Linked DNA regions of Homo sapiens: region 1 is linked to region 2. The links are chromatin loops, found by intact Hi-C in ENCODE. Cell type or tissue: heart left ventricle. All regions are shown on one strand. Links, peaks and the distances in the headings refer to the core of each region. The heading gives the core; the rest is flanking DNA. Region 1 overlaps GCLC (glutamate-cysteine ligase catalytic subunit). Region 2 holds the start of KLHL31 (kelch like family member 31).

Region 1 (8,000 bases), core at 1-8,000, 150 kb after region 2:
GCTAATAAACGTTAACTGAAAGTTTATTTTGTTGTTGTTTAAATCTGCTAGGCTATCTCCTACAGTTACTAACATTTTTTTCCTCTTTATAATCATATTACTTAGCCCTTAATGTTTCTGTGATGAGGACGGCTGACTCAAATGCCTTCCAAGACCAGGGAAATACACATAAATAAGGGAATAAACTGCAGACAGTGTGCACCCCTGAAAAGCAAACAGCCCAGTCACACAGTCACAGGCTTCGTGCTGGGCTTCTGGGTATTGTTTTAAGACTGAGAACCTAGATTTACATGTGAAATATCTGGGAAATAGTGGATATACGGTTGCCTGCCTTTTTATTTTTTCTAAACTACTATTGTAGGCCAAACCAAATACACTGTAGCCTGGTTTGCCTTGTGAGGAATCAGTTTCCTACCTCTGTAGTAATTGTATTGGTGCCATGTGCAAAGGGTACTTTCAAGGGCTTGCCTGAATAATTCTGTATCTTTTCACTTATATATGGATAATGGATGTTTTGTTTCCATCACACACAGTGATTCATAATCTTCACTGCTCACGCCAACTGTCATGATTGAAAGCTTGTAACTTCAGGAAAAACAAAAGTAGGTTCTAGTTGTATTCTGCCCAGAAGTCTGACTTTGTGTTTATGTCCTTTATTTTTACTAGAATTCCACGAGGTATTGTTAATAAATGTACTAGTGCACCCTGCATTGCAAATTTTATATGGTTTCAGAGTGGAGAAGTTGCCTTAAATTACTTGAGATAAACCAAAATTAAATTGTTGAAACCCCTCAAATAACTTCTCCACACGGTATATTTATGATTATGATTTAACTCTCCAAAAGTGGGACTGGTAGTGGGATTATGAAAGTGTAATCTACCTTACTTATTACTCTGCCAGTAAGTAAGTGTAATCTACCTTGACTGGAATGTCCAGATAACCTCTTTCTTAAACTTATAGTAAGCCAACTGAGGAAATAAATTTTAAAATGCAGCTTCTTTTTTACAACAGCAATTTACAGAATCTTTGCTTCAAAACACATCTTTTTTTTGAAGTACAGCTTGTCAAAATGGGTATCGACCTTTCCATAGGATATTAAGTAGGACAGAGGAAAGAAGGGATGGAAGTGGCACTACTGACTGATCCTTTCTACAGGTTTCCATATTATGCATATGAACACTTATGTGCTGTACTGTAAACAAATGTGACTGTCTGGAGTTACTGTGGATCCTTTACAGACTTCACGTTTCCCTGCCTTTTTCTTCTGGAGGCCACACTGAAAACAAGTCTGGAAGAATGTTAATTTTTCTCACCTTTATTTTCAATAGGTGGAATACATGTTGGTATCTTTTGATCATGAAAATAAAAAAGTCCGGTTGGTCCTGTCTGGGGAGAAAGTTCTTGAAACTCTGCAAGAGAAGGGGGAAAGGACAAACCCAAAGTAAGCTCTCATGTGCTGATTTAGTGTTTCTGAAACTGCTAAAACTTCTAGAATATAGAGTTTTTTCTCAATTATTGGAGGCAGGATAGCCTAACAGTTAAGAGTACAGGCTCTGGTTTCAGGTTGCCATAGTTTCAAATCATGGTTCCTTTACTCAATAGCTGAATAACCTTGGGCAAGTTACTTAACTTTTCTGTGCCTCAGTTCTCTCATCTGTAAAGTAAAGATCATAGCAATACCTACCTAAGGTGTTGGAATTAAATACATTAATATATGAAGCACTTTGTACAGTAAACTAAATATAAAGCCTGTTTTTTATTAAAACATTTTTGGGAAAAAATGTATTGCAGAAGCGTATAACTGGGATCACAAACCATGATGCAAGATATAAGTTGCAGATGGGCTTTGTTTGGCTTTGTTTGGCTGGCATGATTTTTTTTTGAGACGGAGTCTCACTCTGTCGTCCGGGCTGGAGTGCAGTGGCACGATCTCAGCTCACTGCAAGCTCCACCTCCTGGCTTCACGCCATTCTCCTGCCTCACCCTCCCGAGTAGCTGGGACTACAGGCGCCCGCCACCACGCCTGGCTAATTTTTTGTATTTTTAGTAGAGACGGGGGTTTCACCGTGTTAGCCAGGATGGTCTCCATTTCCTGACCTCATGATCTGCCCGCCTCAGCCTCCCAAAGTGCTGGGATTACAAGCATGAGCCACCGCACCCGGCCTGGTGTGTTTTTAAGGTATTCCTACATTTAAGTAGACAGAGACGGGGAGGGGAGGGGAATATATACTCCTCTGCTCATTTTCCACTCATTCGTTTTGGGGAAGCTGCATTTGAGTTTGGAGGGCAGCACTGAATTGAAAGAACCCTTAAGGCCTCATCTCCTTCTCTGCAGAGTAGGTTAGTTTGTCCTGGACAGTGAGTGCTCTGTGTGCATTTTCAGTTACTTATAAAGATTTTGGGTTGGGCATGGTGGCTCATGCCTGTAATCCCAGCACTTTGGGAGGCCGAGGCAGGCAGATCACTTAAGGCCAGGAGTTCAAGACCAGCCTGGCTAACACGGTGAAACCCCATCTCTACTAAAAATACAAAAATTAGCCAGGTGTGGTAGGGCACACCTGTGATCCCAGCTACACAGGAGGCTGAGGCACAAGAATCACTTGGACCTGGGAGGCAGAGGTTGCAGTAAGCCAAGATCGTGCCATTGCACTCCAGCCTGGGTGACAGAGCGAGACTCTGTCTCAAAAGAAAAAAAACATTTTGGACCCAATACTTGTTGACCCTTATGTAGTTGAATAGCTATGGAAAAGTAATAATCACTGAGAACTGTGAAGGACTTCTTAGCTTCATTTATACCTAATGGTTTCTACACTTTTAAAGCAACTTTAAAAACTTAAAAATTGAGCAGACTATAGCAAAAGAATAAGATGGAACTAAGTTATTTCTCCTCCGTAGCCATCCTACCCTTTGGAGACCAGAGTATGGGAGTTACATGATTGAAGGGACACCAGGACAGCCCTACGGAGGAACAATGTCCGAGTTCAATACAGTTGAGGCCAACATGCGAAAACGCCGGAAGGAGGCTACTTCTATATTAGAAGAAAATCAGGCTCTTTGCACAATAACTTCATTTCCCAGGTTAGTTCCTATATTAACATGCCCCAGCAGATCTCTCAGAGATACAGGTAATGAAAAGAGCAAGTCACGACCCGGGCATTCCACCTTACAATCCTCATACGTTACAGATGGTTTATCTTTTATAGACTGCACTTGATAGACTCTGTAACAGTAGAGCTGCAGACACAGTTGCATGCCAGCTTCTGTCAGCTGTGGTGGCTGCACCGTGGTGAGTGCACTCAGTGGGGGCTCAGTGGGAAAGACCAGGATACTGTGATGACAGACCAGCAGTGTGGCCGTGTCTGCCGCAGGCGAGGGTGGAGGGAGCAGCACGCCTGCCACACAGTTCTGACCCTGTAAGCAGTAGCCAAAGCTTCTGGAATGCTGTCCCCTGGTGACTGTGACAGTTGCGCCCTCATGCACTTTCAAAAAGCAGCATTTACCTGCTAGCATATGGTGGCATCAGTGGCAGATCAGAGGATCTGCAGTGCTCCCAAAGCACTATCGATACCGATGCTCTATGAACAACGTGAGTCATTAGGTCCTTGCATATTGTTCTGAAAAGAAGATTTAGGGTTTGTCATCAAATCTAGTTATGACCAAAAGTACATAAAAGTAAATAGTGAAATTATGTTCTTCGCTTAGAATGAGGTACATGAATATCATATGTATTATACATAGAACCTCTATGTAAAAATACATTTCTGCCAAAACATGAATGTGATTTATCTATGCTAGATGTCTGTCAGATGGTGACAGTATACTTAGCTCCTCAAAGTTCAAAGGAGCTCTGGGGGTTGGTATCAATGGTGGAGAACACTTTGAACTATTTTTATACCTTTTCTCTGATACGTGTCCGTCAGCCATTCAGGGTCATATCATTGGCCTCAGAGGGGCATTTAAATGGGAATTCTATTTTTTTTTTTATATCTCTACTGTAACATCTAAATAGTTGAAAACTTATTTAAGCCAGCCATCTAACATTTATAGAAGCATCTCTATTTCTGTGATACCTTCATTCTGTATGTACAGGTCACTTCTCTCTCCACCCCCAGAAGGAAAAACCCAGCTGGGTGAGGGTGGACAGATTTGTTTTGATTAGAGTGGGCACATTTCTTCGACCTAATGTTTGAAAGAGGAGGTGAAAAATCATTGGCCCTGCCATTCACTCAGACACTTGAGTGCCTGCTGCAGGCAGAATGGGCATGCTCTCATGAGTGAAGACGGACAGCTCTGTCTCTGTGGAGCTGGGGGGTTGAAGAACAATCAAATACCCATAGATTCATAAGCGTCAAAGTGGGGCTGTGCTAGCAGGAGGAGATGGGGAGCAAAGAGTACAACCTAGGTATCCAGTGGACTCTGGTGGGTGGAGGGGGAGGGGGTGGGATGTCCAAGGTTCCAGGAGGAGTGAAATAGGAATGAGGAGCGGAGGACAGTCTTAGGGAGGGGGAGCAGTGTGTGTAGAAGTCCTAGGATGAACCAAACAAGCGGGGACTTCCTGGGAACTAGAAGAAAGCAAGCTGGCCAGTGTGACTAGGAGGCTGAGGAGGAAGTGCAGGTATGGGGTAAAGGGAAGCTGGCAGGTAATTGGCAGGCCAGGTCAGGTTAACCATAAATTTTAGTTGTTCTCCTAAAAGCAGTTGAAGGCCTTGGAAAGGTTGGGTTGGGCAGATGGCATCCCCTTTTTGCTTTGCAGCCCTCACTTGGGCTGTAGTGTGAGAGTAGCTGTGGAGCTGGTGCCAGGGCTTACTAGGAGGTGAGTGAGGGAGCTCCCTGAGGGGAGACAAGGGCTGCCTGGATGCCCGTGGGTGCTGGTGATAGGAAAAGTGGGTGGTTTAAAAGATGACAGAGTCAGTGAACTGCTGGGGAGAGAAGACACATCAAGGCTTTTGCTATAGGTCATTGTCCTGAAAACCTTAAGAGTACTAGAGTAGAGGCCAAGGAGTAGGTTACAGATGTTAAATGACAACTTCTAGTGAACTGGAAAATTTAATACCTTATATGTTCATTTTTTTCCCCTTAACATTAAGAGGGTTGTACATTTCACTTAGCAAATTAAGAAAGTGGGAGGGGATTTGTAACACAAACCAGAACTGTTTTATATATTAAAGCTGAAGAATATATAGGATTGATGGGCAGTGGTGTTTCCTTCTGGGCCAGAAAATAAAGTTTTGGGTTAAGCCTAATGTGCCCTTTACCTTGAGAATGGTTCCATATGGGATAGTTGCCTTTTTAAAAAAGATTTAGTGTCTGGGCATGGTGTCTTACACCTGTAATCCCAGCACTTTGGGAGGCCGAGGCAGGCGGATCACCTGAAGTCAGGAGTTCGAGACCAGCCTGGCCAACATGGTGAAACCCCGTCTTTACAAAAAATACAAAAATTAGCCAGGTATGGTGGCATGCGCCTGTAATCCCAGCTACTCCGGAGGCTGAGGCAGGAGAACCGCTTGAACCTGGGAGGTGGAGGTTGCAGTGAGCTGAGATTGTGCCGCTCTGCTCCAGCCTGGGTGACAAAGCAAGCCTCCGTCTCAAAATAAATAAATAAATAAAAATAAAAAGATTCAGCATCTTAAGTCATTGTGAAGGGAAAGTTGAGACAGAGGAATAAGCTTTATTCTAAAAACCTGTAATTTAGAAAAAATTATATGTATAATTTTTTATACCCTGTCCATATAGGAAGGTATTTTGGGACTTGAAACAATAATTATTAGTTATTTAGTGGTTAGAAGCCTCCCTATACATCCACAATAAATGATAAAGTTTTGTTGTAGTATAGGATCAAGAGAGAAAGGAGTGCTCTGGTTCTTAAGTGTAAACAGGGTGACTTTATAAAGATGCAAAGATTTATAGTGTGGAACTCTAGTCCAAAACAGTAATCATGTGACTATTTAAAATTAAAATTATATAAAATGAAAATTGTAGTTCCTGATGTGACTGAGGAACTAGCCTCATTTCAAGGGCTCAGTAGCCACGTGGTTAGTGACTACCACATCGGTTTGGATAGTGGAGATATTAAACATTTCCATCACTCCAGAAAGTTCTGTGGGACAGCACTGCTCTAGAATGAAGCAGTGCCGTAGGTGTCCGAAGATGCAAGTTCTGATTCTACCTTCTCCCTTCCACACAAACACATTCTCATTCTCTCTTCATCCAATCTGATTCTGGTGAGCAAGGAATCCCCTCAGATTTAAGTTTATTACTCTCCCAAAGGACTATTCCTAAGGTTCTAGGCTCATAGTAAATAATGCACATAGCTTCAAGAATTCTCAAGAACCCTTGTAGCTGGGAACTGTTTTCTAGATAAGATCACTACCTTCAATTGTTTACAAGGTGGATTTGGGCAGGCAACAGATACTTTATTTTATATTAAGAAAAGGTAGGGGTTAAAAATAAGGCATTGATGGCCAGGTGAGGTGGCACGTGCTTGTAATCCCAGTACTTTAGGAGGCTGAGGCAGAAGGATTACTGGAGCCTAGGAGTTAAAGACCATTCTGGGTAGCATAGTGAGACCTCGTCCCTGGAAAAAAAAAAAAAAAAAAAAAAAAAAAACTTGGTACAGTGACTCATGCCTGTAATCCCAGCTACTCAGGAGCCTGAGGCAGGAGGATGACTTGAGCCCAGGAGTTCAAGGCTGCACTGAGCTATGATTGCACCACTGCACTCCAGCCTGGGAGACAGAGCAAGACCCTTTCTCAGAAAAAAAAAAAAAAAAAAAAAAATTTTTTTTTAAAAGATATGAGCTAGTCTTGATCCTCAAGCCAAAAGTTTCTTCCCACTAATTTAAAACTCCTCCCTTGTTTGGCTTTCGCTTAGTCTTTGTCCTCCCTCACAGCACATGTAATATTGACCTCAAATTCCTAACTTGGAAAAACTGGGGCCATCACTAAAAGTGATGTAGAATTTGAGCTTTACACTTAGGAATAAATATGGAGCTTCATTTTTCTGTGTTGAAATTAGAGCTCCTTAAGTCAAGTAAGAGAATAGGATTGGGTTTCAGACTTCAGAGGGTGATCTCAGGGGTAGATGGGGACACCTGCAGAGACACTCCCTAATCTTGAGGGACTCATGAGGTGACCTATAGAGGCAAAAAACAGGCTCCTTCCAGATTCAGAGCCTACCAGGAAGTGGGAGGCAGTGGTGCCATGCAGCAGGTCCAAAGATAATCTGAGAGTTTAGAGATGGAAAAGGAAGACACCTCATAGGCCATGTAGGGGACACCTGTCACCCATGACAGCTGATGTGACCAAGGGAAATGACTTCTGTGCTATCAGTCCTTCCTATTAGATGAAGAGATGGAGAGGACCCGAGTAAGTGCTGTGTGGTTTGTGAGTGAGTGGAGACTTGGATAAAGTTAGTAGTGGGCTGGAATTAAAAGAAGATCCTTGTGAGCAAGAAGTGTGGGGAGTGGTTGTAAAGGGGCACAGTATTTACACAACATCTGTTTTGTAAACACAAAGCCCTCTGAAAAGGGGATACTAGAAATGAGGTGTCTTTGGCAGGTGCAGTGATGGCAAGACTGCACACAATTAATTCTTGAAAACAAATCCCATCTATTTAGTTCTTCAATTTGTTGTAGATTAGGCTGTCCTGGGTTCACACTGCCCGAGGTCAAACCCAACCCAGTGGAAGGAGGAGCTTCCAAGTCCCTCTTCTTTCCAGATGAAGCAATAAACAAGCACCCTCGCTTCAGGTGAGTATGGCTTTGTGTTGAAATGCAGATGCCCTTCACTAGACCCCTGACTTCTGAGAGTATAGTATTTCTGTCTAGAAATCCTTTTTGAGCATTAACTGAGTTTTGGCTCTCTTCCTAAGTAACCAGAGAAGATAGCAGATGTGCACCTGTTCACATCTTCAGTACCCCCAGGCTTCTTGGTTGTTGATGCGTGCACCAGGCTTGATTTGTCAATTCTCCAAGTCGTCACAAAGTTATTCGCTGAGCCAC
Region 2 (16,063 bases), core at 4,405-12,404:
TAAAATTTATATGTCAATGGAAAACTCCCTTAATTTTGAATATTAGCTCAATAAAATAGAAAATGAAAACACTGTAAAAGACAAACAAAATACTCATTGTAGGCCAAGTTTGACCCATAGGGCAATAGTTAGGAGTCCTCCTGTGTTTAGAAATGGGTAGCCCTACCCTAAATAATCTGAGACGGACAAGATGTCAGATTTCCTCTGCTTAGTTTTCACTAGCTTTCCTCCATTCTGGTTACCTGGTCACCTCTTGTTATGCCTGTCTCCTTGCTTGCTTAGGAACCAGATCGATTGGAACATGTTAAAAAAAAAAAAAAAAGAGTGAAAAGGCATTGAGTGAGGACATGAAGGGACATCTATGTAGAGAAAGCATGGATTTCAGAATAATAGATATTATAATTTATAGTATCTATTTTAGCAGCTCAGAGGCATTTTTTTTTAGTATTGTGCTCTTCCCAGCTGTTTTCCAGGTAGTAAGGAGTCACTGTGTTGCCTGAAAGTACTCACAGACTGCCATCAAGCTTTCAGAATGTAATTTTAATATAGTCTTCTGTTCAGAAATAACTCTTGCAATTTAAAACTGTCTTAAGACAACATGTAATTGATCTCAACATGCATAAACACAAGCCAATATGGTTTCAAGATTTTATGAATTTGGGTCTTAAAAAAAAAGAACAGGAATAAAAAATGATTACTAAGGTTTCACTTAAAAGGGATTGCATATCTCTTCTCAGCTTCTATAAATCTTTCATAATCATGTAGCTCTTGATCAGAGTGAAGCAAGCAGAAATATTTTAATAGAGTCAAAGGTCAGACTGTAGCTAAGTGGGTGAAATGGGACAGAGTGGCAGGCAAGCATTGGATGGGGCCATCTCTTCATTAGGGCAGTGAGTGAAAAGGATTTTTTAGTCGTTTAATCACCTTTTTAAGAAAATTTGACAGTGCAACTAAAGAGTGGATGATCTTTGGGGTCTTGTTTAATGTTACTTCAATATTGTTGAATTCCAGAGTTAGAAGGTCATTAATGCAAGCAAATGACTCATCACTAGAGTGACAGACTTTCTGGAGCATTGCCCAAGTATTCTGGCACCATGCTGGGGATAGAGATGTTAAAAAAATGAAGACGAGGAAGGAGACAAACACATTGTTAAAATGTAGTAAGTGCCAGGATAGACAGGTATACATCATTACAGAAGAAGGCACTTCACAGCCTGGGAGATGGGCAGGGGTGGGGGAGAGCCAGGCAGATCAGGGAAGGAGACACAAGGAGAAGGCAATTGGTAGGGGAGGTACGCCATTCAAAACTTGTTAAAAAGGAAAAGTTAAATCATTTTAACTCAATGTGGCCACATGAGCCAGTCTCTAACTTTTATTAAGACAAGTGCTCTGCCAGGAAAGCAGGTTCTCTGAATAATAGGCTTCTACATGCTAAAAGGGTTGACTTTTCTTTTCTTTTCTTTGCTTTTTTTTTTTTTTTTTTTTTTTTTTGAGATGGAGTCTCGCTCTGTCACCCAGGCTGGAGTGCAGTGGTGCGATCTCGGCTTACTGCGACCTCCGCCTCCTGGGTTCAAGTGATTCTCCTGCCTCAGCCTCCCAAGTAGCTGGGACTACAGGTGTGCGCCACCACACCCAGCTAATTTTTTGTATTTTTAGTAGAGACAGGGTTTCACCGTGTTAGGCAGGATGGTCTCAATCTCCTGACCTCATGATCCGCCCGCCTCAGCCTCCCAAAGTGCTGGGATTACAGGCATGAGCCACCATGCCTGGCCTGAGGGTTGACTTTTCAATGGTGCTACAGCAAATGAGAGTTTGGCATTCATATGCAGATTTTTTTTTAGACATGTTTTCTACGTTTTGAAAACTATGCCATACTGTGTAAGTGCTTGCAATAAATATGTTTTCTCCTTTGCAAGTGTGTCTTTACACTAGAATGGTGCTGCTGCCTCCAAAATGTCACAACAGAGCATGTGGTTTGCAAGTGCCCACTTACGTCAAGAACCTCTTAACTATATTGAGCACAGAACAAGTACAACTAGCACTTCTAGATACTATTGGGATAGGCTGTATGAATTCACCAAATTAGCTGCAGTTTCCATCAAAGTTTTTATTTCATTGATTGGACCCATTGTTATTTTTCCAAAGTAAAAATTCGATCAGACTTTTGAACACATTGTCTTGTTGCTGGAGTTATCTTAGCCAATGCTTCTCACTTAAAACTCATGTGTTTGAAATAATAAAACATATTTCTCTGTTTCTCCTTAAAAAGGCAATGTTTTGGCCAGGTGCAGTGGCTCACGCCTGTAATCCCAGAACTTTGGGAGGCCAAGGTGGGTGATCACCTGAGGTCAGGAGTTCAAGACCAGCCTTGCCAACACGGTGAAACGCTGTCTCTACTAAAAATACAAAAAATTAGCTGGGCATGGTGGTGGGCACCTGTAATCCTAGCTACTTGGGAGGCTGAGGAAGGAGAATCGCTTGAACCCAGGAGGCAGAGATTGCAGTGAGCTGAAATCACGCCACTGCACTCAGCCTGGGCAACAAGAGCGAAACTCCATCTCAAAAAAAAAAAAAAAAAAAGGCAATGTTTCATTTCTATTATCAGAAAATTCTTGGAATACAGACTTTCCTCCCACTTGTTTGGGGAGTCACTAACAGTTCCTTTTTCAGACAAAGATTACTTCTTCCACATAAAAGATGAAAAATGGCACTTGTCCCGTGTGACCGATCCCTGAGCCAGCCATTCTTAGTGAAGATGGATAAATACTGGTGTAACCCAGATGTCAGCTGAGGTCTCCCATAAAATTGGCTTGACCTTTCTAAGTCACAGCCATGGGGGACCTCTGTGTCCTTGCCAGGATTTCAGAGAATTTCCCAGGTCGTAGGCTCATGTCTGTCACCACTGACTCCAAGTTACTGCTCTGCTGAACTCCCCCTCATGGCCCAGCCACAGCTCTCCCCTCATGTCTGCTCTGTGCCAACTGGGGTGACTTTTCATTGATTCCACTCAACACACCGCCCAGGCATTTATGTATGGCAGACTTTACTGAAACTTTTGTGCTATGGAGAGCACTTGTTGAAACAGAATGCAAACGGCGGAAAATGAATCATTAGGCATCTTTGTGGTGGCAGGCCCTTCAACCACACAGCCATCAGTAATTCCTTGTTTTCCCACACACAACATCTTCCTGTGATGTAGCTCAGCCCCTGTCTTCTGCAAGACTCCTACCATCTCCATGCTTCCCTGTTTTCCAGGCTGTCTCCTCTCAGCTTCTCTCCCTCAATTCCCCTGCAATTTATTATGCAGAGCAGCTGAGCTCTGGAGCTAGCCAACTGAACAACCAAGGAGGAAAGAATCCTTTGAAAGGGTGCTGGGCAGCTCATAGAACCTCCGCTGTATGATCAGAGAACCAGGCCAGAAAAAGGGAGGGAGCAAAAGAAAGAGAAAACTCTGAAGCCAGGGTCAAGACCAACAGCTCCAGACACCACAGCTGCCTCCATGTCACAGCTTCATGTCCTAAAGCCTCCTGCTCTGGACCCAGGGATGCCACCACTGCCCCACTGCCAGTGCTGTTCATGCAAACCAGTGCTGCTGATACTGCTCAGCCCGTGCAATCCCCACTGCCAAAACAACGTCCTCTCTGCCTGCTTCTTTGCATCACTAGCTCCTCATTTCTAGTCTGGATGCAGGCATCTGATCAGCCAAGCCTATGTCTTGTACCCATTCTTGCCATAGCTGCACAGCAGCCTGACAAATGAAGCATCTGGTTTTTGGCTTCTATGGTGAAAGACAGACTTTGCTTTCTGCCTGACCTCACACAGTGGGAAAATCCACAACCATAGGAAAGGGGTTGAGATGTGGGGCAGCTGGAAGTAAAATCCGTCTCCTTCACCTTTCCACTGCCTATTTGGCTCCTGGCCTTTCTGGCTCCTTAATGACTTTGTACAACCAAAGACCTAATATAGTCATTGCTAAAAGGTCATCTTCTCAAGTCTCGCCTTCTAAGAACCCAAATCTGGGGCAATTTTGTTCTCTTAACCTTTCCTTTCTTTTGCCTGAAATGAAATTACCCATTTCATTAACCCCAATTTTAAAAACATGAAGGTCCATGCCCAAAATTAATGAAACCTTTCTCAGGTGTCCAAGGTGATGAGTCATTTATGTTCTAGCAACTATCTAAGAGCAACTTTCAGACAACTTCTGTCCCTAAAATTGTTTTTATTTTGAGCTATTTCTGATGTATCCTGGGATTATAACAGACAGAGCGGTCACAAGGGGAATGGATATTCTATAGATTCCCAAAGGTTGAATCTTCCATCCAAGCTTTACTCCTGCACCATTCACACACCTGCACTATTCACACGCCTGCCCTGCACTATTCATACACCTGCACCATTCACACATGTACAGTGTCCATACACCTGCAGTATTCACACACATGCACTGTCCATTCACCTGCACTGTTCATACAACTGCACCATTCATACACTGACACTGTCCATGTACCTGTACTGTTCACACACCTACAATGTCCATACACCTGCACCATTCACACAAATGCACTATCACCTGCACCATCCACACACATACACTGTTCATACAACTGCACCATTCACACACATGCACTGTCCATACATCTGCAACATTTGCACACATGCAGTGTTCATACAACTGCACCATTCACATACATGCACTGTCCATACACCTGCAACATTCACACATGTACTGTCTATACAACTGCACCATTCTCATACATGCACTGTCCATACACCTGGGCCAATCAAAACATGCACTGCCTGCACCATTCACACACATGCACTGTTTGTACACCTGCACCTTTCACACACTTGCACCATCCACACACCTGCACTCTCCAATATTAGCCAGTTATGGCTATTGAGTGATTGTAATAGGGAATATCCAAGTTTCATCACTTGAAATATACTAAAAAATGTAGAAGCCAGACCAAATTTTGAAGCTGTAGTACTTATTCTGAATGTAAAATATCTAATTACTAATTTTTATATTAATTATGTATTAAAATAGTAATATAGATATATTGACTTCAATAAAATGTTTTATTAAAATAAATGTCACCTGTTTCTTTTTACTTCTTTTTTTTTCTTTTTTTGAGATGGAGTCTCGCTCTGTTGCCCAGGCTGGAGTGCAGTGGTGCAATCTTGGCTCACTGCAACCTCCACCTCCCAAGTTCAAGCAATTCTCCTGCCTCAGCCTCCTGAGTAGCTGGGATTACAGGCACGCACCACCACACCTGGCTAATTTTTGTATTTGTAGTAGAGATGGGGTTTCACCATGTTGCTCAGGCTGGTCTCAAATTCCTGACCTCGTGATCTGCCTGCCTTGGACTCCCAAAGTGCTGGGATTACAGGCATGAGTCACCAAGCCTGGCCTCTTTTTACTTCTTAAAAGTAACCCCTAGGTCATTTAAAATTACATATGTGGCTTGCATCATGTTTATATTACACTACTCTACACACTGAAATGCACCTGTAAATTTCAGTCAATTAGTACATAGCCCTGAAGAATCAAGAAGCCTCTGAGACCAAAACAAGAAGCCTCTGAGACAAAACAAGAAGCCTCTGAGACCAAACAGTCACAGTTACACTTTTTGAAAACACTTATAAAATTATCTTGTGTGAACAAAATAAATCTATTCATCATTCATCTAGCAGTGTTCTAGATTAAGTAATTAATTAATTAACCATTATTGAGAATCTACTATGTGCCATACACTATGTTGGAGAATGGGACAACTGTGAACAAATCAGACTCAGCCACTGCCTTTGTGTAAAGTCAAGTAGTTAAGAGAGCACACCTGGGATCCTGACAACTTGGGTCCAAATTCTGACCCCATCCCTTACCAGCCATATGATCTGGAACAAGTTAAAACAGCCTTAGTTTTCTTATATATAAAACAGGAATTTTATCTGGTAAAGATGCTGCAAGAATTAAATTAGTAAAAGGCAAATAGAAGCATACTATGTTAGTCACCTAGTGCTGTATAACTTAGCAGCTTAAAACAACATGCATTTATTATCTCACTGATTCTTTGGATCAGGGATGGAGGCAGAGCTTCCCTAGGTCCTCTGCTTTAGGCTCTCTCACAAGGCTTCAATCAAGATGTTAGACAGGGCTGGGGCCTCATCTGAAGGCTTAACTGGGGAAGGATTGACTTCCAGGTTCACTAAATGATGATTGTCAGGATTCCTGTCTTTTGGGATATTGAACTGAAGGCTTTAGTTTCTAACTGGATGTTCCTTGCTTGGGCATCTCCAACCTGGCACTAGGCTTCATCAAAGCCAAGAGAGAAAGTCTGCTGTTAGGACAGATAAAAATCCCTGCCTTCATGGAGCTTACATTTGAACTGGCTGTATGGCAGAGAGTATCAGGAGGTTGGTGGAAGAGAGACAGGCACTAGCAATAGAAACAAATCTAAATTCCATTAAGGTTACATCCCCAAATTACGGAATGTTCATTCTAAAATGCCAATCTCATCATGACCCTCTTTTTTATTAAATATGCTCCAATTGGTAGACTCATTGCTTTAAAGACAAAGACAAAATTTCTTAATATTCACTACAACCTACTGTCCCATGCTGTGTTTCCAGTGTATCTACCATAGCAGTAGTCGAATGGTTACACAGACTAGCTACTCTGAAAATGATTTTTAAAGTGTCTTAGATTTTCCATTTTTTGCCTTTTATTCTTCCACTTGTGTTCATATCTTAACATTATATTATATTGAAAGGAGCATCTCAGTGATGTTCCAGTAAAACTGGAATTAATAGTCTTGAACCCTTGAAGAAGATAATATTGGTACCAACATCTTCTTGAAGGCCCTTTCCATCATTATATCATCATTATCATAAATACTGATATAAGGCTGACTTTTATTACAATTAAAACGGGATTGAAGGCCAAGGCAGAAAGATCACTTGAGACCAGGAATTTGAGACCAGCTTGGACAACATACTGAGATCCTGTCTCTACAAAAAACAAACAAACAAACAAACAAAGATGGAAGGTTCTGACCCTTTACCTGAGTCAAGGAGGTGGGACCAAGTAGAATTTCTTAGAAGCAAACCATAATAGAAGCTTCTTTGATTTGCTCCTGGCGCTTTCTGTGCTGGAGATCTATGGGTAGAAGCAAAGAATTAAAAAAAAAATCCAAATAGTTTTTCCTACTAAAAAATTGGTGGGAATTCCAGCAGAAGTAGTCAATAGACAGATGCTATCCAGTGAATTGAGAGTCTCAGGTGAACTGGAGACTGGCACATATAGAATCAGAGCCTTAGAGTTGGAAAGATTTCAGAGATGATGCAGTGCAAGCCCCCAGCCATAGACAGAGTCCCTTCAATGTCACACCAGTCCTGCAACTTCTTTTACTTCCACCCTTCTAATTATAGAGAACTGGCTCTTTTACAAGGCTGCCATTTTCATCATTAGAGCCCAGCTGTTATCTGCACTCTTCTTCTTTATTTTAAGGTATTTCCCCGGAATTACTGCACATTAAAATTTTTGACATTTTAGGCTACAGAAATTTTGACTGAATCCTCTTGCTGTACAACAGCCCCCACAACACTTGCTCTCAGGTGTCTCACTTATCTTAAAAGTCCTCTCTTTGTCATACTTCTCTTCAGATGTTTCCAACATGCACCGCCTCTGAAGTTTTTTTGTTCCAGCCATCTCTGTAGGATGAAGAGTAAGTTCTCAGAGTGCCAAGATAGCAAAGTGATGCTTAACACATCATCTGACTAATGAAGAATAATTAGAACATTTATTTTCCATGATCTATTTTTCTATTATTGTAGCTTAATATCATGTTAACTTTTTAAGCAACCATTTCACACTCTTGGTGCCCATTAAAATTTGTAGTCAATTATAATCATTGAATTTTTTTTCTCATGAAGTGTTGCCAAAGTAGATATTTCCCAACCTGCATGTGTGCTAGAGTGTGTGTTAATCTCAGACCTCTCTGTGATCACTGGAAAATCGCTGGCCATAAACCTCACTTTATTAAACTCTAAAATGAGCCTAATAATGTTAGAACCACATGTGAGGTGCTGTAGAAAGTACCATATCTGGTAGATACGTGCTCCTCTTATAAAGAATAGGCTATTTATAACCACTATCTTCTCAAAAGACCGTAGGTGACCAGGCTAATTACCTTTCCAAAAACTAATTTTTAATCCACAGCCTTCCCTTCTCCTTACTCTACTAGAATCCCTGCTTCCAACAATTAAACATCCATCGAATTAATTTTCTTTCCTCTCACACAGGTTGATTGAGCTCTTGACTTTCTTTCTTTCTTTCTTTCTTTCTCTTTCTTTCTTTCCTTCCTTCCTTCCTTCCTTCCTTCCTTCCTTCCTTCCTTCCTTCTTTCTTTCTTTCTTTCTTTCTTTCTTTCTTTCTTTCTTTCCTTCTTTCTTTCTTTTCTTTTCTTTTCTTTTCTTTTTCATTTTGAGCAGCTGGTCAGTTCAAGAAACCCAACCCCTCTCCACCAACCGGAGCCCCGCCCCCTGCCCCCGGCTGGCTGGAGAGTTGAAGGCCAAAGACGGAGAGGAGGGCGCTCGCTGCTCTGCTCCCGGGCCAAAGCGCAGGCTCGGCCTGCCTTATCCAGTGGGACGGCAAAGGGTCACTCTAAAAATTGCTGCAGCCGGGTCTTGTCAGGTGGCTGCTGGTGGCTCCCCACCGGATTTTCCTTCTCCCTCTCTCTATCTCCACAGATCCCTTCCCAAGAGGAGTCTCCTGCTAAAACTTCATCATCTCAAGTTGACCTGCCACTTCACCCAAGGAGGGTAAGGAGCTGGGACCAGAGTCGCCAATTCCTGCCTTCTAGATCCTGGGGTGTGTGTGGATGTGTGGGTGGGAGAGGGTGGGCTGAGTGTTTGTGGTTGTAGAGCTATTTTACTGAAGGGAGTCTACAGCTGGGTCAGGTGGTTCATGTCCCTAATCTGAAGTTGGGAGACAGAAAACATTTTTTTGAAATCTGAGAAATGTAACGTGTTAGGAGAACTTCACGGTAACAAAATGCATGACAATGATGCCCTACAAATGTAAAACCACCTGTAATTTCTAACAAAAATTCTAAATCTCTAAAGCTTAAGATATATTTTTCTTTCACTACTTTATAGAGAAGGAGAAGGAGAGAAAATTCTTAGGCTTTGTTCACAAAGTTTAGAATTCTACCTTTATTTTTATCAAGAATCATTTTAACATTTGTTACTGATCAGTTTGGATGAAATGTTACCAGTTTTAACTAAATCTGTAGCACAAAACTCAGACAACTCTGAATTCCCAGAAATATAACCTATTGATGAAATGGAAATATCCTTCCTAAAAAAAAAAAAAAATTTGTTATTTGGCTAAAAAATAGGTTTTTGTCTTAAATGTGCACATATCATTATGCTGACATATATTTTATATTAAAAATCATGTTGGAAGTGTAATGGTGAAGTGGAAACCACCCCCCTACACCCCACCCCGAGGTTGGACTTAAAATGGCAAGCCACAGAAGCCAGGAGGGTTTCTATTCCTGGAGGTAGGGCTGATGAGCCCCGACAGATGCAGCGATAGGAATGTGGCCAGGACAGGGAGCAGGCGCAGCTGATTCGCCCCTTTGGCAAAAAGACATTCTGGGATCCCAGTTCATACTGGCATGAGAGTGACAGTGACACTTTAGCACACATGGCTTTCCAGTTTACCCTGTTGTGGACTCCCAGGAAGCATGGGTGCAGGGCAGTGGGAAGGAAAATGTTCTCAAATATGAAGTAACAACTCTTTTCTATAACCAGTTCTGGGGGTCTTCATCTGGGATCAGCTGGGGCCAGGAAGAATTTAAGTGCAATACTTTCACATGGACTTGCCCACTTACAGACAAGGGTCCAATTATGTACCATTGCTTGGCAGCATTATTCTCAGTCCAGTCATTTTGGATCTATTTCGGGTTATGGATCTCATGAAAACGCTGAGCCCAGTGTGTGGAAAGTACACATAAACATATGCACACAGTATGTTTCAGACTATTCCGCAGGACTCATGGACTCACCTGATACCCAGCCCTGATCAGGAATGCCAGATACAAGTCAGGTCATCCAGCTACATTTGAATTTCAGGTAAGCTACAAATCAACTTTTAGCATAAGTATGTCCTCAACACTGCCTGGGACATACTTATACTAAAGTATGATTCATAGTTTATCTGAAATGCAAATGCAACTTGACATCTTGTATTTTTATTTGCTAAATCTAGCTGTTCAGACCCAGACATATAGATCCCATGTAAAGAAACCTTGTCTCAGTTCGTTCATCCCTATCTGATAATGAGTAGATTCTAAAGATATGGAAGGCCATATTACAGGGAGATTTAATGTAGGAACAGATTTTGACAATTCTGACAGCAAAAGTCAGCTGTGTATTCATAACTGTCTGCAAAATTATAGAAGCAAAAGTAATGCATCTCCTTGTTTGACAGTTGATTATACTGAAATCCTGATAGGTTGGACGTTCTGCTATAGGTCTATCAAGTGGTTAGAGCAGAATGAACACCGAAACCCAATTTTCAGTTCTATGATAATCAAAAAGGCATCAGTCTTAAAACTCAATTTCTAACCTCCTCTCCCTCCAACACACAAAATACTAGGAAAGAAAAAGAGCCAGTTTACTAAAGTTTTCAACAAAACCCAAACAAAAACTTTGTACTGTGTCCTTGTGTCCTATATACAGCCTTAGAGAATAGAATTGTAGTTAACTTAGTGCATAGAGTCTGTATACTTTATAGATAAAAGTTAGGCACAGCCTCTAGCTAAGTTGAACCATATGAGATTGAAAGTATTTGCTTTTAAACAAAAAATGATAATTTCATATTCAATCTAATACTTCTAAAGGAAGTGCTTGATTATCTGATAAACAGATTCATGCAAGCCCTCCTTGTCCCTATTTATTTGGCTTACCTAACCTATTGGATTTTCACATTCTTACTACCCTTAATAGGATAAAGAAATCCACAGGATCGATGTGTCCCCAAACAAATTTATTTTACATTCAAAAAGGTAACTCTTTTATTCTAGTATTTGGAACCAGAACGAACCATTTCATGTTCTCCATATCAAAATTTTAAATTTATAAACACCAGCTATACCTTGCACTGTCTCTATCTTCCCATGTTAGAAAAAGCTAACTTTTAACCTACTACAGTTTTTACCCTACCCTGGATTTAAAGAAGACAATATAGGGGCCCAGGGTTTCCATGGGTTTGAATTTTGCCCCAGCACACACTGCACACTTACTTATGTGATATTGGACAAGTTTTTTTTACTCTTTCTGATTCTTAATTTCTTCATTTGTAAAATGAACATAATATAACCTACCTTTTAGGATATCTGTAATATTTAAATTTAAAAACTAAAATGATGTAAAGTGCTTAACCCAGGGCCCAGCACATAGTACACCCTCGATCAATAAATGCTAGCTATATAGCTGTTTTTTAGGTGAAAATGGAGCTATCCATTCACATTAAATACATAAAACAGTTTCCTGCTTGGTGATGTATATTTAAGAATTAATATACTTAAATTTGGCAAATACAAAAGATGAGGAAAAATGTAATGATTTACGTAATTCTGCCCAGCTGCTTATCAGGTGTTGAATACATGGCACTAGAAATGGCCCAAGAGCCAGGATCTGCAGTAGGCATGGGGAGGGGAGTGTGCAATTGCATCTCTGTTACCCTTCTGCCCAGTTTCTAATGGGCAGCTCTTCCAGGGTAGTCAAGAGGTTGCTCTACGTGATAGCAGATACAGCAGAGGGAGAGGAGGCTGTGGAGTCCATAGCCAGGGAAGGTGAATGCTCTGGGCTTCCTCCACAGAAAGAAAGGATAGCTCCAGTAGCATAGGGACCCTTCTACAACCCTCTGCATCCTGTGCAAAGTCTTTTCTTTGACCCAAAAAGGGAAGGGACTGGCAGTGCTTCCAAATAGCTGTTCATCCCATTACACAACCTCAGCTGCTCTGGCTAAACCTGCTCCTCCTTCCAGAATTCCTACTGGCAGGAACAGTGTGAAAAGTGCAAGCCACCAACAGTCCTGGCGGAAGCTTGTAAAGTTCTTCCTTCCTTTGATCCCAAAAGGTAACATATTAGAGCCCCCCTTAGGCAGCCAGGGAGAACCAAGCCTGCTGTCATTTAGGAAAAATGGAGAAATGGCCTTCACACTCTCCTAGCCACTGGCAGCTTAACAAAGATGCATGCCTGGCCATGCAGACCATAACCTGAGTCAAAGCCCTCCCTAGGGTATACTAATCATATCCTGGCTGATGGCCCTGGCTACTGAGCTTGGACCCTGGCTACCAAGCTTGGGGATGCCCTGAGCAGCTGACAATAAGACCTTCACTCCGTTAAAAAGAAAAAAGAGAGAGAGAGCTTTAAAAAAAAAGAGAGAGTAAGTAAAACCCTCATCCAACTTTGCAAAGTTAAAATATCAATTGAATCAAAAAGAATGGAATGTTTTCAAAATGTATTGCTCAGCATGTAGGTTATACTCTATATATGAACACACACATGTAACTCATTTTCGTAACACCTCTTCCTCACAGCCACATTTTGACTGTCACTGTGACTATCATTGATGATGACCTAGAAGTGCACAGTGAACATTTGTATCATCGTAGAATAAAACAGTGAGAGTTCCTGTATGAATTGCTCTGACTACATGTTAATATGTGACCTGGTTACTGGATAATATGGTTTTAAAAATACTCAGATTTTCCAGCCATCTTCTATTAGCCCATACCATCAGCCTTGAAGCCCAGCACTATGACCAAATTAGTAAATTGAAGTGAATTAAATTGTTCCACTTTCCTTTCCTGTACATATATATTACTTTGCTGGCCTTTTATGACTTCTTTCCTTAAAGATTGCCCTTGCTCTTAACTTAAACATGATTGTGGAAAACTCATGGTTGGTCAAGTGGCATGCTGTGTGTCTGGGTGGGTGTGTGTTTGTTTGCACCCAGTGTGATGTACCTTGTGTCTGTACCCAGAAAGGCTCCAATGTGAGAGGCCGGGAGAGTTTGTTGAAGCCTTTCCTGTATGCCCCATGACAACATAGCCTCTGGGTTCTGATCCCCCATAAAGAGGGAGCTAGTCTTTTCTGTAACAGGGCCTGGAGCATAAGATGTGGCTTATTGATTCTTACTAGACTACGGTTCTCCTTAAGTTGAGAAAAGCAGTGGCTTTCGGTGATGCAGGAGCAGTGCCACAGGCAGAGCATTTATTAGGACATAGGAACAAATGAACAACTCTGCAGCCCTGAAGTCAACATCAGAGCTTTGTTCAGCTTCAAAGCAATGATCCTGATCCCCAGGTTCCTCTGAAGGATCTGCAGCAGTGTCCTTATTGGAGGAACATGGCACAGACTGAGAACACTTGGGTGGGTAGATGGACAGCCTTACCTATGAGTTGCAGACCCGGCAATGAGATATCATGGTAGCTCTAAAGAAAGACTGAATTTATGAGTTTACATAGGAAAATTCGGCCACAAGAAAGTTGTTTGCAGGCTTTGATTTCAACGGTTTCTTTTCTTTTCTTGAGACAGAGTCTCGCTTTGTTGCCCAGGCTGGAGGGCAGTGGTGCAATATCAGCTCACTGCAACCTCTGTTGTCTCCCGGGTTCAAGTGATTCTCCTGCCTCAGCCTCCTGAGTAGCTGGGATTACAGGTGCATGCCACCACATCCAGCTAATTTTTGTATTTTTGGTAGAGACAGGGTTTCGCCATGTTGGCCAGGCTGGTCTTGAACTCCTGGCCTCAAGTGATCCACCCGCCTCGGCCTCCCAAAGTGCTGGGATTACAGGAGTGAGCCATGGCACCCAGCCTGACTTCAAGTTTCTTAAATGGTCTCCTGCCTGTTCCTCTCCTTCTCCTCATTTTGGAGAGAGCTAAATAAGCCAGTTACCTCTAAAGAGTGATTTCACAGGCTTTAAAAGCCTTCTTTTCATTAAAAAAATATATAAATACATAAGTGTTTGCACATGTGTATCTATCTATAAGTTTTCAGTAATGTTATAGATTACCTGAACAACATTATCAATTGCCCTGATTTAATTGATATTTATAGAACATTACACCCAACAACTGCAGAATACAAATTCTTCTGAAATGCACATGGTATATTCAGCAAGTCAGTATATATATACATATATATAAATATATGTATTCTACAAAGGCTACTCTGATAGAAATTTGTATGTGAATTATAGAAGGACACTTATTTACAAAACAGAAACCATGCATATCCGGGAAAAAGAGTAGATCTGCCCATTAACTGGTTAGCTCGGATTCATTTGTCAGACTAGCTAATGTATCACCCAGAGGGGTCTTACAGAAATAGGACAAGCGCAAGAGACTATAAAGAAAAAGAAGGGCATGGAAGTTCCCATGGGTGGAACAGGCCAGGGCTGAGTCAACAGTGGGAACACCAGGAGCAGCATGAAGGTCAGGCAATGGAGGAAAGAGAAGCCATCAATAGGAAGTAAGAGAAAGAAAATGGAGAGAGAGAGCTTTTACTGATTTCACTATTTCATCTAGCCTCAAGTTGCACTCTCTCTTCCTGGAGATTTCTTAGTCCTTCTAGACTGCATATGAATTTATCAGGTTCAAGCCTTCCTGGCATCCAACCTCCTGTATGTATTGACCGAATATTACCTGCCCAACTGTCTCCCTCATGACCTCAGCCATCTCTGAATGCATGTGACAGGCTGAGTCACACCTCCTTGCTTCAACTTGAAACATTTCCTCTACTTCTAATAACCTTCTCCCTCCTATACATGCTGCTATTTAAGACCCTTCAGTTACCAAGACCCAACAAGATTCATGTTATCTGCAAAACCTCCCATTCTAACACCACCCCACCACAATAGTCCTTTTTATTTGAATCCTTAAATCCAGACACACAATCTGTTCCATGTACTCTTGTTTTGCTCACCTAACCTATAACCAAATGCCCCAAGTTTTCTGAACTTTCGGGGTTAGCCCTACCTATCAAAATAAAAATAATCTGTTTCTCAGGCTGTGTATTTGTATGTATTTCTTTTCTCTCCCTGGTGTTTTTTAAAAATCTCATAGAAATATTTACACATTCCAGAAATCTTCCCTTTGTTGCTGTTTGCCACTTCTTTTCTGAGTCACTATGTGACTGTCCCATATTGCCTCCTGCACCTCATGACTGTTTGTCCATGATGTGGTGGCTTTCTCTGATTCACTTCATTCTAAAGCTTAAACAGGCTCCTTTCTCTATTCCCAAAGACAACTAACAAAGGCTATTGCTTGTCATGAAAATGGTTCAAATTTTTTTGAATATTCACTTTTTGTCAGGTGCTCTGCAAAATGCTGTTACAGGCTCCTCATTAGACTTCACTGACAAACCTAGAGGCAGGCACTATTATTATCTTCTCTTAAGAAATAAGTTGATGGAGACTGTAAGAGGCTAGGTAATCTACCAAAAGTCACACGGTAGATAAGTAGTAAAATTGGTATTTATGTTATATTTTCATTGTCATCCTATTTGAAATATTATAAAAATTTCTCCTGTGATTTCTTTTTTGACTCATGGATAATTGAAAAGGAAACTGTTTAATTTTCAAGTATTGAAAATTAAATGGCTTTCCTAGATAGCTTATTGTTATTAATTTCTAATTTAATTCTATTCGGATCACAAAGTATGCTGAAATACTAAGATCCCTCTCTAAATATTATATGTATATCAAACAAATTGAAATAGTCAAATAGCTACTGCCCTGAACTTCTCTGAGTCCCTCCCACCCTTCCACCCTCTCCTCGGTCTATTATCTAGTAACTGAAGAATTACACAGTGTACCTTAGGGGGACTGCTGGGACCCAGGTCCAGCACTGTGGCCTGAATCCATTCTGGTTAGTAGATATCCTGTTTTATCAGAAATTAATATTTTAAATATCACCCTTACATGCTACTTATGAAACAACATCTTAATGATGGATAACAGAGTATTTAGAATTTCAGTCTGAGGCACTC

Evidence for each region. Peaks named below come from ENCODE experiments on the same cell type or tissue, not always from the same donor. Only the 100,000 strongest peaks of a DNase experiment are listed, where the experiment ranks them.
Region 1: a loop joins it to region 2, with 2.5 times the contacts of the local background. A loop is called at or near these places in 19 of 110 quality-filtered maps.

Annotation. Positions count from the first base shown.
Region 1 is chr6:53,515,857-53,523,856 of GRCh38, reverse strand. GCLC (glutamate-cysteine ligase catalytic subunit) reads left to right here. Exons shown (of 16, transcript NM_001498.4): 2 at 1,330-1,442; 3 at 2,897-3,079; 4 at 7,635-7,748. Among named protein-coding and RNA genes, the nearest start is that of GCLC, 25 kb to the left of the region's middle. In heart left ventricle, for the core only: a CTCF peak has its summit at 3,462 (motif pointing left); no DNase peak of the experiment used is centred there; H3K27ac peaks cover 183 bases.
Region 2 is chr6:53,658,358-53,674,420 of GRCh38, reverse strand. KLHL31 (kelch like family member 31) reads left to right here and starts at 8,665. Exons shown (of 3, transcript NM_001003760.5): 1 at 8,665-8,820. RefSeq lists an enhancer at 956-1,250. In heart left ventricle, for the core only: no CTCF peak of the experiment used is centred there; DNase peaks (open chromatin) are centred at 8,570 and 9,590; H3K4me3 peaks cover 4,403 bases; H3K27ac peaks cover 5,059 bases.